Linked DNA regions of Homo sapiens: region 1 is linked to region 2. A link is a loop called in an ENCODE intact Hi-C map of the cell type or tissue named here. Cell type or tissue: dorsolateral prefrontal cortex. All regions are shown on one strand. Links, peaks and the distances in the headings refer to the core of each region. The heading gives the core; the rest is flanking DNA. Region 1 has its middle 8.5 kb from the start of STK35. Region 2 overlaps PDYN-AS1 (PDYN antisense RNA 1).

Region 1 (5,380 bases), core at 181-5,180, 130 kb after region 2:
TGGGAGAAAATCCAATATTTCTCAATGTTGAAAGTGTGTATGTACCTAAAATAATAAATTAAATATTACACAGATATTTGATTATTTATACCACCTTAAGAATTTATATATTCAAGTTGAGACCCCAAATATTTTCTCTTCTGCAATCTTCTTAGTGTGACAAGTGAGAGGGACACCTTACATTTTGGGCCACCCTATGTTGAGACATGTCTAATAGGTGAAAGCACTTTAAATCCCACAAAGCTTTGTATGATTTGTGACAAGTACTGTTATGGTGGTTAATACTATTTTTATTATGACTTTTCTACCACAGGGTGGACTCTTTGGCTATGCTCCTCTAAGCACTTCTCCAGGTGGGACTCCCCTGAACTATTTCCAAGTTGTGGGAATTTTTTTTTTTTTTTTTTTTTTTGAGACGGAGTCTTGCTCTGTCGCCCAGGCTGGCTGGAGTGCAGTGGTACGATCTCAGCTCACTGCAACCTCCACCTCCTGGGTTCAAGCCATTCTCCTGCCTCAGCCTCCCAGGTAGCTGGGATTACAGGCATGCACCACAATGGCTGGCTAATTTTTGTATTTTTAGTAGAGATGGGGTTTCACCATGTTGGCCAGGCTGGTCTCGAACTCCTGACCTCAGGTCATCCACCTGCCTCAGCCTCCCAAAGCGCTGGGATTACAGGCATGAGCCACCGTGCCCGGCTAATTTCCTAGCTGTATGATCTTAAGCAAGCTGCATAACTTGTCTGTGTCTCTGTTTCCTCATCTGTCAAGTAGAGATAATAACAGGATTGAGAATTCAATAAATTATTATATTGAGAAGTGTTTATAACAGTGTCTGGTAAATGCTTCTTAAATGTTAGTTATTATTTTCAGCAAGGGAGAACTTAACTGTTTGTAAACACATCAGTTTTCTTCACCATATGATGAGATTTTACCACCAGGGACCCTGTCTTATTCATCCCAGGATCCCCAACTCAAACACGGGGGCTAACATATAGTAAATGTTTGCTGAACCTACAATAATTTCTATAAAGAAAGAAAGGTAGTATATAAAGTCCAGAGCCCAACACAGACCCTGGTTCCCATTAGTTGAAAGAGGCACACCGTGAGTGTTGATAACTGGCTCAGCCTCATTTCTCACTGACCAACCAAACTCTAAAACAGCATCACAGTGCGATAGAGCTGGAAAAGACTCAAGACTGGATGTTTCTTCGTGTCTTCTCTAAACAATGAGTTCCTCTACAATAGGAACTGAGTTCAATTCATCTCAGTCCCCAGTCTGGCAAACAGTAGGGGCTTAATAAGTACTCATTGACCAAATGAGTGATGAAGTACATTCTACACTATTGTACGTTACTTGTTTTTTAAACTGAATTTTATTTTTTTAAATACCTACAAAAAAGAACTCAAATTAATACCCAAATATGCACATAAAAACTTCAAATCATACAAAATTATCCTGAAAGTGAAAGAATCACCTAGGGAGAATTCTTGGCATCTAGAGTATTATTTATACAAATGTTTCCATTATGTATACAGAAATTAACATGTAAGTACAAACGCTGTATCATGTGCTAGTTCAAGATCAAGAGCTTTGGAATCAGATACACCAGGGTTGGAATCCAAGTTCCATCGCTTTTTAGTGGTATAGCCTTGAAAAAGTAATAACCTCTTTGTGCCTCAGTTTCTATGGAAAATAGAGCTAAAAATAAAACCTACCCTAAGGCTTATTGGATTAATTAATTAATTATTACATATGAGCACTTAGAACCATCAGAATACACAGAAGTAACTCAATGAAGGTTAGCAATTATGTATACATGTTTAAACAAAATGTGGTCATATTATAGATGCTTGTTTGCATTTGCTTTTTTATGTAACAAAATATTGTGTACATGTATTGTATGGTAGTACATACAGAGCTAACTCCTTCTTTTGATGGGCATGTATTTAAATATATGATGACCCTGTGTAACCAAGCCTCTACTTTTGGTATTGTTTCTAATATTTTATTATTATTTTATATATATATATATATATATCTCACCACAATAAAATCCTTGTTGCACATATATTTTTCCACACCATGTGAGTACTTCTATAGGATAAATTCCTAGAAACGGAATAGCTGATCAAAGTGTATTAATTTTTAATTATATTAATAAACAATGAGTTATCAATTTGCCTTTCTAAAAGACTGTATCACTTTACATTTTGATTAGTGAGTGTACTTTGTTGCCTTATGGTTGTGTACATTTTAACCAGACGCCCCAATAATTTATTTTGAATGTCCCAGTAGTTACAGAATTAAGGACTTTGCCCTGCTCATTTGGCATTATAGCCCTTTATCTTTCCAAAAATCATAAACAACTCCTAAGAACTTAGCAACCAATTTCCTGCAGCAAATATTCAGATACATAGCCTGACAAAAATTTGTATGCCATTCCCAAATGGGAGAGGAAGAAATGTCAGACATTTCTTAGCCTTTTCAGTGGCCAGTAGGAAGAACACTTGAAATTAGACCCATCTATTAAGTTTTGGAGACAGGGTGGCTGTTATCTGCACCCATCTTTGTTTTCTGTAACTGAGACCCTCATTTAATAGACAAGAAGCCTCTCTGTTGAGTATTACTGGGTGCAGTGTCTCTAATCCAGTGTTCCCCAAGTGTGATAAGGGTACTATTGTTAGCCCTCCAGATGTGTTTAGGTAATACAAGGAGGACAGGTGAACCCCTTGGCCAGAAGCTGAACAGCGCCACCAAGCTGACAGGCTGCTTCAGTGGTGGCTAAAGCTCATGCCCACTTTTAGTTTTAATTTCAATTTTAATCCAAATGATAAATAGACATAATGTTTGAGTTAGATACCATTACAAGTTAAATACTACCACAAAGCTTATAACAAAAATCCTGTTTCACCTCTGATCCCATCCCAGAAGCAGTAACTTTAATTCTGTAGTTATTTTTCCACACTTGATTATGGGATCGCTCCTTGATTTAAATTTTTTTTTATTAACTCACGGCTATGGAAGATAAGGATTTAGTTATCTCTCCTTTTCTTCCCCCTCCACCATACACACAGACACACTTTCCGTCTCCAAGTCTCCCAATATAATTATATCATAATTTTTGGTTAAGTCAAAGTGCTGTTTTACATGACAATGACAATGTAATATTATTTCCAGCTGAGTGTTGTAGTTTATGATGATTACAATGTTTTTCTTATCAATTGTTTTTGTTTTCTTGCCTTTAATAATCGCTTCATGTTTTATTTGCTTAGTTTCCTAGGTAATTCATTCAGCTCCTATTCATCCTCGAATTCTTACCAGAACTCAAATCCTCTCCAGTTCCCTCTGCTTTGTGCTCAGTCTAGGAACATGACAGTGTGATGTAGTGGTTCTCAAAGCATGGTTCCGGGATAACAGCGTCAACATCAGCATCATCTGCGACCGTGTCAGAAATGCAAATTATCAAGCTCTACCCGAGACTTACTGAATTAGTCGCACTGTGGGTGGCTCCAGCTATCTGGGTTTTAATCAGCTCTCCAGGTGATGCCAGTGGATTGGGCACTCAAGCTTGAGAGCCATAGGTCTAATGGTTGAAAACATGGATACCCAAACCTAAGGCTGCTGGGGTCCAAATACCAGGTATTCCGGTCATTGGTGATGTAGCAACTTCCAACCCTCAGTCTTCCTAGTTGTCTTTGTTTTTCTTTTGAGACAGAGTCTCACTCGTCGCCCAGGCTGGCGTGCAGGGCATGATCTTGGCTCACTGCAACATCTGCCTCCCAGGTTCCAGCAATTCTCCCACCCCAGCCTCCCAAGTAGCTGGGAGTACAGGCATGCGTCACCACGTCTGACTAATTTGTGTGTTTTCAGTAGAGACAGGGTCTCACCATGCTGGCCAGGCTGGTCTCAAACTCCTGGCTTCAGGTGACCCACCCACCTCTTCCTCCCAAACTGCTGGAATTACAGGCGTGAGCCACCACATGTGGCCAGTCTTCCCATCTATAAAATGGGGACGAAAACAGCCTCTCCCATATAGAGTTATTGCGAGTTGTGTGGTGTTAGGCATCATGACAAGCTCTAGCGTTTCCTGGAGACAGCCTTCCTGGAGCCCTCTGAAAATCCAGAGCCATTATGGGAGGGGAGCTCTCCAAGGCGACTGCACACACTCCTCCAGGCCTCCCTAGTACTCCCTGCTCAGGGGATCTCCTTCATTGAGGCAGCCACCTCAAGCTTCAGTCTTCAGCACCTCCTGCTCCCAAGATCCTCCTCCTATACCCCTGTGCCAGCCTCTCTGCCTTTAACCCTCTCCCACGCTCGGCTCCCCCTTCTACAACCACCACACCACCTCATTCCTAGCCCCTACCCCCATGCCACCTCTGTCCTTAATCCTCAGCCCCAATCCTTCCTCCTCACTCCGCATAATCCCTCTTCCAGCCCCCTGGAGCAGTCTCAGCCCCCTGTCTCCTACCTTCCATTCCCCCACACTCCTTTACTCCATCCACCCTTCCCTCCCAGGACGAAGCTCCCTGCTTTCCCATGGCACCACCCCCAGGGCTGGCTGCCCCTCGGGTGTCCTCAGCCCCCTGAAGTACAGAGATGGATCACCAGCCTCAGCCTTACTATTCTGCCTTCTCACTTGGGACGGTTCTTACCTATCCGAGCTTCAGCACTCTCGTGTGAAAGGAGGGCCAATGGGGTCCAGCCACATCACCGACCGTAAGTGCTTGGCATATAGCAAGCACTCAGTAACTCCACCATTCTTTCCATGGCCCCTGAGTCCCTGCCTCGTTATGGGGCCCCACACATCCCTCTTCCTGTGTTTCCCACCACTCTTCCCCCATTCACTCAGCTCAGGCCACACTGGCCTCCTTGCCTGCTCCCTCCCACCTAGGGCCTTTGCTCTTCCCTCTGATCTGAAATGCTCTTCCAGTAGAGATGCAATTGACCTATTCTTTAACTTAAATCAGGTCCCTGCTCAATGGTCACCTCCTTAGAAAGCTTTCCCCAAACCACCCATTCTAGAATACCATCGACCCCATCCCTTGCTATCTTTTTTTTTTTTTTTTTTTTTTGAGACGGAGTTTCGCTCTTGCTGCCCAGGCTGTAGTGCAATGGTGCAATCTCAGCTTACTGCCACCTCTGCTTTCTGGGTTCAAGTGATTCCTGTGCCTCAGCCTCCTGAGTAGCTGAGATTACAGGTGTGTGCCACCATGCCCGGCTAATTTTGTATTTTTAGTAGAGACGGGGTTTCTCCATGTTGGTCAGGCTGGTCTCGAACTCCTGACCTCAGGTGATCCGCCTGCCTCGGCCTCCCAAAGTGCTGGGATTACAGGCATGAGTCACCATGCCCAGCCTCCATCCCTTGCTATCTTTTGTTTA
Region 2 (5,380 bases), core at 174-5,173:
ATCTGGTGCATAGTAGGTATTCAATAAACATTTGATGAATAAATCAATGGATGAACGAGTGTCGGTAGATCCGTTGACCCAGTGCTGTGGCAAACACTGAGGTTGATATTAGGAGCCTGGTTTTTAATCCTAGCCCTTTGCTTTTCAATGATGTCACTTTGAGCTCAGCCCCTTTCTTCTCTGAGCCTGTTTCTCTATCTGTAAAATGGAAAAATTGCCTTTATTTGTCAAGGCTAAGGTAAAGATGTGATTGTTACCAGAAAGGGGTCCTGATCTAGACCTCAAGAGGGGGTTCTTGGACCTCGCACAGGAAAGAATTCAGAGGAAGTTCATAAAGTGGAAGCGAGTTTATTAGGAAAGTAAAGCACACACAGAGCAGTGGCGTGGGTTGCTCAACTGAGTATACTTACAGTTATTTCTTGATTACCTGCTGAACAAGGGGTGGATTATTCATGAGTGCTCCAGGAAAGGGGTGGGCAATTTCCAGAACTGAGGGTTCCTCCCTGCTTTAGACCATATAGGGTAACTTCCTGACATTACCATGACATTTGTAAATTGTCATGGGTGCTGGTGGGAGTGTCTTTTAGCATGTTAATGCATTATAATTAGCGCATAATGAGCAGTGAGGATGACCAGAGGTCACTTTCATCACCATCTTGGTTTCAGTGGGTTTTGGCTCTTTTTTTTTTGTTTTAACCACATCCCGTTTTATCAGCAGGGTCTTTGTGACCTGTATCTTGTGATACTAGTCCTGCCAACCTTCTATCTCATCCTGTGACTAAGATTGTCTGACCTCCTGGGAATGCAGCCCATTAGGTCTCAGCCTTATTTTACCCAGCCCCTATTCAAGATGGAGTCACTCCTGTTTCAATGTCCCTGACAGAATAATAAGAGCCACATGGAAAAAATAAGGGCTCGACAAGTATTCATTCACTCCAGTCCCCCCATTCTTTTCGTACTACCTGAAATCCCTCCTGGGTTTTTTTAAAATTATAAAGCCCATACTATGTCTCTTCTCTTACAGAAGCGCACTTTCTCATTTGCACATCTGAGCAGCTGAATTTCACGCATAGCACCTCCCGGGGTTTGGTCAAAGGAGACAAAGACTCTCTCCTTTGACACAAACTAGTCTGTCTCCTCTGAGTCCTCCACTTGACTAGGCAGCCTCTCTGTCCTTGTAGACTCCAGCTGGAGCAAGAATCCTGCTAAATCAGTTTAGCAAAAATCCCCACTCTTGGTGTCCGACCATTGTGGATATCTGATCAGCTTGGCCTGCCTTCAGCAATAATCCTCTCACGTTAGTTTAGCCAGAAAATCCCTGAGGTTTCCTCTTAGTAATTTTCCATCCGTGGACCCCCGCTCTGCTCCTTGGTTATAAATTCTCACTTGTCCCTGTTGGAGTCAGAACTGAGCCCCATCTCTCTTCCCACTATGAGACCCCACTGCAGCGATCCCTATACCCATCGCCAGGGGACCTTGAATTGGCCTCACCACCTTCAGCGAGTGCCACGAATAACGTTTTCTTTAAGAGTTCTAGGCTCATGAAAAGCTCTTCCTCTCAGACGTTCCCACCTTAGTTGAGAGCTCTCCACATTTATAGTTTACTATTTTTGCTTTGATCATCATCATCATCATTACTGAAAATTTCCCCCAGAGCTTCAGGCAGAGCTGGGTAGACAAAATACTTCCGGCCTGTTTTTATCTTCGTTTTTAATTTTAAATGGAGAAAACATGGGATGGGTGGAGGAAGCAAAAGTGCTTTCTACTCGAGTGAGGTTTAAATTTCTGAACGCCACTATCCAAGCTCACTCTCCACTGGTTCCGATGAGAGCTGGGGCAAACAGGATTTCCCTTTCTTTGCAGTGAGGAAATTGCCTAATCATTTGCAGGCTAAGAGGAAAGACCGCACTGCAGAACAACTTATTTTAATAGGAAGCACCAAGACTTCTTATCTTAATGCTGACGACCGCCCGTTTATATTAGATGATCCCCTGAGCGTCTCTCCTTTTGTCTCCTTGAGTTTGAACCCTTAAGACCACGTGGACGGTGGGGAAATCCTCCCTCAACGTGCATGGCTCATCTCGCCACGAGGGGGCGCTCCCAGATCAGAGACACGCGGCTGCCGCCCACCCACCTCGCGGCCGCCACCTCCTGTGCGTGCATCATCTTCGCGCACCTGCCCAGAGGGCGGGGCCGGGGGGTCTCCTGCCCCATTAAGACTCCCTGAAGTCCAGGTGCAGCCCTGAAGGCTAGAGCAAGGTCACTACCGAGGAACAAGATGTCCTGTGAGACGTCCCGGGATCTCTGTGAAAACTCTGGACCTCTGGGAAGTCAATGGGGACTGCACTGAGGGCCTACTGTGTGCCAGGGCTTTATGTAACCCAAGTTATTCACTCCACAAACACTGAGGGCCTGCAGAGGTGGCTGTCCAAGAAGGGAAGGAAGCTGAGGGTGAAGGAGGGAGCCTGACCCTCAGACCAGTTTCCCTGGCAGCCAGCAGAGCATTCTGCAGCATGCTGCCAAGCAAGAAAGTGGTCTCAGCTGTGCACTAGCTTCAGCCTGCTCCTAGGGGAGCTCTGGAGTGGGAGCTGCACTACCACGAGGTGAGTGACTGGTCTTTTATGCCCCTAGATCTGGAGTGGGGAGGGGTATGACAGCCAGAATCAGGGGCCTAGATGTGGCTCCCATAGCATCCACCCCAAATGTCAGCAATGATTGTTTTCAGATTGTGGTTACGTTGAGGATCCGTCCCTTAGGCAGAGAGCATGGAGGTGGCTCTCAGAGACACCCTCTCTTCCAGGGCTCCCCAGGGCTCCTCAGTGTCAGCCCCAACTCTTTCATGAGAGTGTGCTAGGACCTCCTTCTCCAAAAGAAAATCTCCAGTGAAGATCAATGTGTAACCTTGGGAGGTTGAGATGAGAGAGATGATGAGATGATATGGTGGGGATGCTTTAGGAGTTCCCAAGGCCTGCTGGTGCTCTCTGCATACTCACCTGTGCCCAAACTGAACCAAGCTCATTCTCGACGCTTTTCCTCTTTCTCTCTCCCAATCCAGTCAGGTGCCTTGTCCTGCCGATTCCATACCCTTAATGTTCCCTACCCAGACTGGCAGTTACTGTGTAGTTAGCAGACAAGCAAGGACTTTGGGGGTTACCCTAAAACCCCAACTTAGCTCTTGAGTGAATCCGGGAATGTCAGTGTGGAAGGGATTTTTTGGATGCAGAAAAGGTTTCTTGCAAGTACTTGTTACTTAATATTCAATGTAATACAGTAGCTTAAAAAAAAAACCCTAGTCATTCTTAAGCCTTTAAGTTCAATTTACAAAACTTATTATTCGATTTCTATGCAGTCAGTTTCAAGGGGCTTTTGATTAATGGTCAATCGACTCATACTCGGTTAAATGATTCATACCATTTGCAAACTTGGTTAATTAAATTATCTTCAACATTTTACACAGGACTTACTAATTTAACGTATTCAATTTCCTTTTTTAAACACTTTCATTGCCTGACCTGACAAGCAAAACTTTCCAAAGTACTTAAACCACTTTGGAAAATCTAATTTAAAAACTTATACAACAGTGAATCTCAAGATCTCTTATACATTCTGGAGTCATTTATAAATTTAGTATAAAAAGATTCATGTGCTTCTCAACGGAAGAATCACAAGTCTAAACTCAATTACATATTTTAAATAGGAGTCACAAGGCTAATTTGTTCATACTCTAATATGCAAAAAAAACCTCTTCAAAGTTGTGAATACTTTAAATACCAACTACACAATAATATAGGCTTGACTTCTAAACCTTTGTGGGGTTAAAAGATATCTGCCCAGTGATGGAAAAGTTCCCCATTTTAAGGTAATTGGGGTGACATCTTTCAGTACATTGTACTACCTCAGGGGCAAAGGTTTCATATTGTGGCAGAAACTGCTGGATCTCTAATATCCGTGCTCCCCTGCCTCCTTAGAAATAGAACCTCAGACTCTAAATGGGCCAATTGGCTACCTAGAATAAAGATGGCATTTCCCAGCCTCCTTGTATCTGAGTGTGGCCATGTGACTCAGATCTGGCCAGTGAGATAAGCAGAAATGTTACATAGCAACTTCCAGAAAGGACAGCTGACGCGTATGTCCTTTCCCCCTCTTTTTTATTTGTTCCTCCATCTTGCCACCTGGACCATAGATGTTGATATAGTTTGGATATTTGCCCCTGTCCACATTTCATGTTGAGTTGTAATCCCCAATGCTGGAGATGGGGCCTGGTGGGAGGTGTTTGGATCATAAGGGCGGATCCCTTGTGTGTGTCTTGGGCCATCCCCTTGGTGGTGAGCGAGCTCTCGCTCTGAGTTCACAGGAGATCTGGTCATTGAAAAGTGTGTGTGGCACCTCCCTCGACCCCTGTCTCTCTCTCTCTTGCTCCTGCTTTCATTATGTGACGTGCCTGCTCCTCTTTCACGTTCCACCAGGATTGTAAGCTTCCTGAGGCCTCCCTAGAAGCCGAGCTGATGCCAGCACTATGCTTCCTGTACGGCCCGCAGAACCATAAGCCAATTAAACTGCTTTCTTTATAAATTACCCAGTATCAGGTATTCTTTGTAGCAATGCAAGAACAGCCTAACACAGGTGGAGTGGTCAGATTCCAGTCACTGTCTTGGACCTGGAGGTCCAGGGTCCCCCTTTAGGGCTGGTGGTGTGATGTGCTATAGAAGAATCTTGGGATTCTGACAACTTCATGAACAGCATGTCCACTTCAACCTGTGAGAGATTGTTTGGGAAGATCCCTCCCATCCCAGTGCTTCTTGGCAATGTGACTTTGCCCTCTTCCCATCAAGAGATAAAGTCTGTTTCCCTCCCTTGAATTGGATGTGTCCCTGAATCAACCCAGCACTGTGCTCCCACCTCCGTGTGGCAAAATTGGCATTGGGTGACTTTTGGGGCCTGACACTCCCATGTGAGAAAGACAGCCTAGCCTCCCAGAAGATGAGGGTCTCCAGCCAGGAGCACCAGCTGCTGGCACTGGAGTGAGCCCATGTAGGACCCTTCTGCCCAGGCCACCTTCCAGTTGCCTGCAGTTTCAGAAGGGAGCCCAGGAGAAACCCACAGGGGAAGTTCACCAATGTGCAAAACATGAAGTGTAAATTGTTGTTTTCAGCCACCAAGTTTTAGGGTGGTTTGTTGATGCAGTGAAAGCTAAATAAAATCCAGCCCTGGGCTGCCCACCTCTGACTTTTTCATGAGAAAGAAACTTTGATCTTGTTTAAGGCATGATGGTTTTTGGTCTTGGGTGAACGGAATCCTGATGCACACATGCACCTCTGGACCAGAGATTTTTGCTTTGATGTGATACCTCAGTGGCCAGGGTGATTCTCTCTTGCTGCTG

What was found. Hi-C counts contacts between places; a loop is a spot of excess contacts. Peaks named below come from ENCODE experiments on the same cell type or tissue, not always from the same donor. Only the 100,000 strongest peaks of a DNase experiment are listed, where the experiment ranks them.
Region 1: it touches region 2 in a loop (2.0-fold over the local background); 33 of 110 quality-filtered maps call a loop at or near these places.

What each region holds. Positions count from the first base shown.
Region 1 is chr20:2,090,629-2,096,008 of GRCh38, forward strand. No RefSeq gene overlaps it. Among named protein-coding and RNA genes, the nearest start is that of STK35, 8.5 kb to the right of the region's middle. RefSeq lists enhancers at 4,049-4,550, 4,551-5,050. In dorsolateral prefrontal cortex, for the core only: a CTCF peak has its summit at 2,773; no DNase peak of the experiment used is centred there; H3K27me3 peaks cover 1,030 bases.
Region 2 is chr20:1,963,741-1,969,120 of GRCh38, forward strand. It overlaps PDYN-AS1 (PDYN antisense RNA 1), which reads left to right. Exons shown (of 4, transcript NR_134520.1): 3 at 1,864-2,603. Among named protein-coding and RNA genes, the nearest start is that of PDYN-AS1, 19 kb to the left of the region's middle. RefSeq lists an enhancer at 822-1,372. In dorsolateral prefrontal cortex, for the core only: CTCF peaks have their summits at 2,087 (motif pointing right) and 2,287; a DNase peak (open chromatin) is centred at 2,091; H3K4me3 peaks cover 1,107 bases; H3K27ac peaks cover 1,284 bases.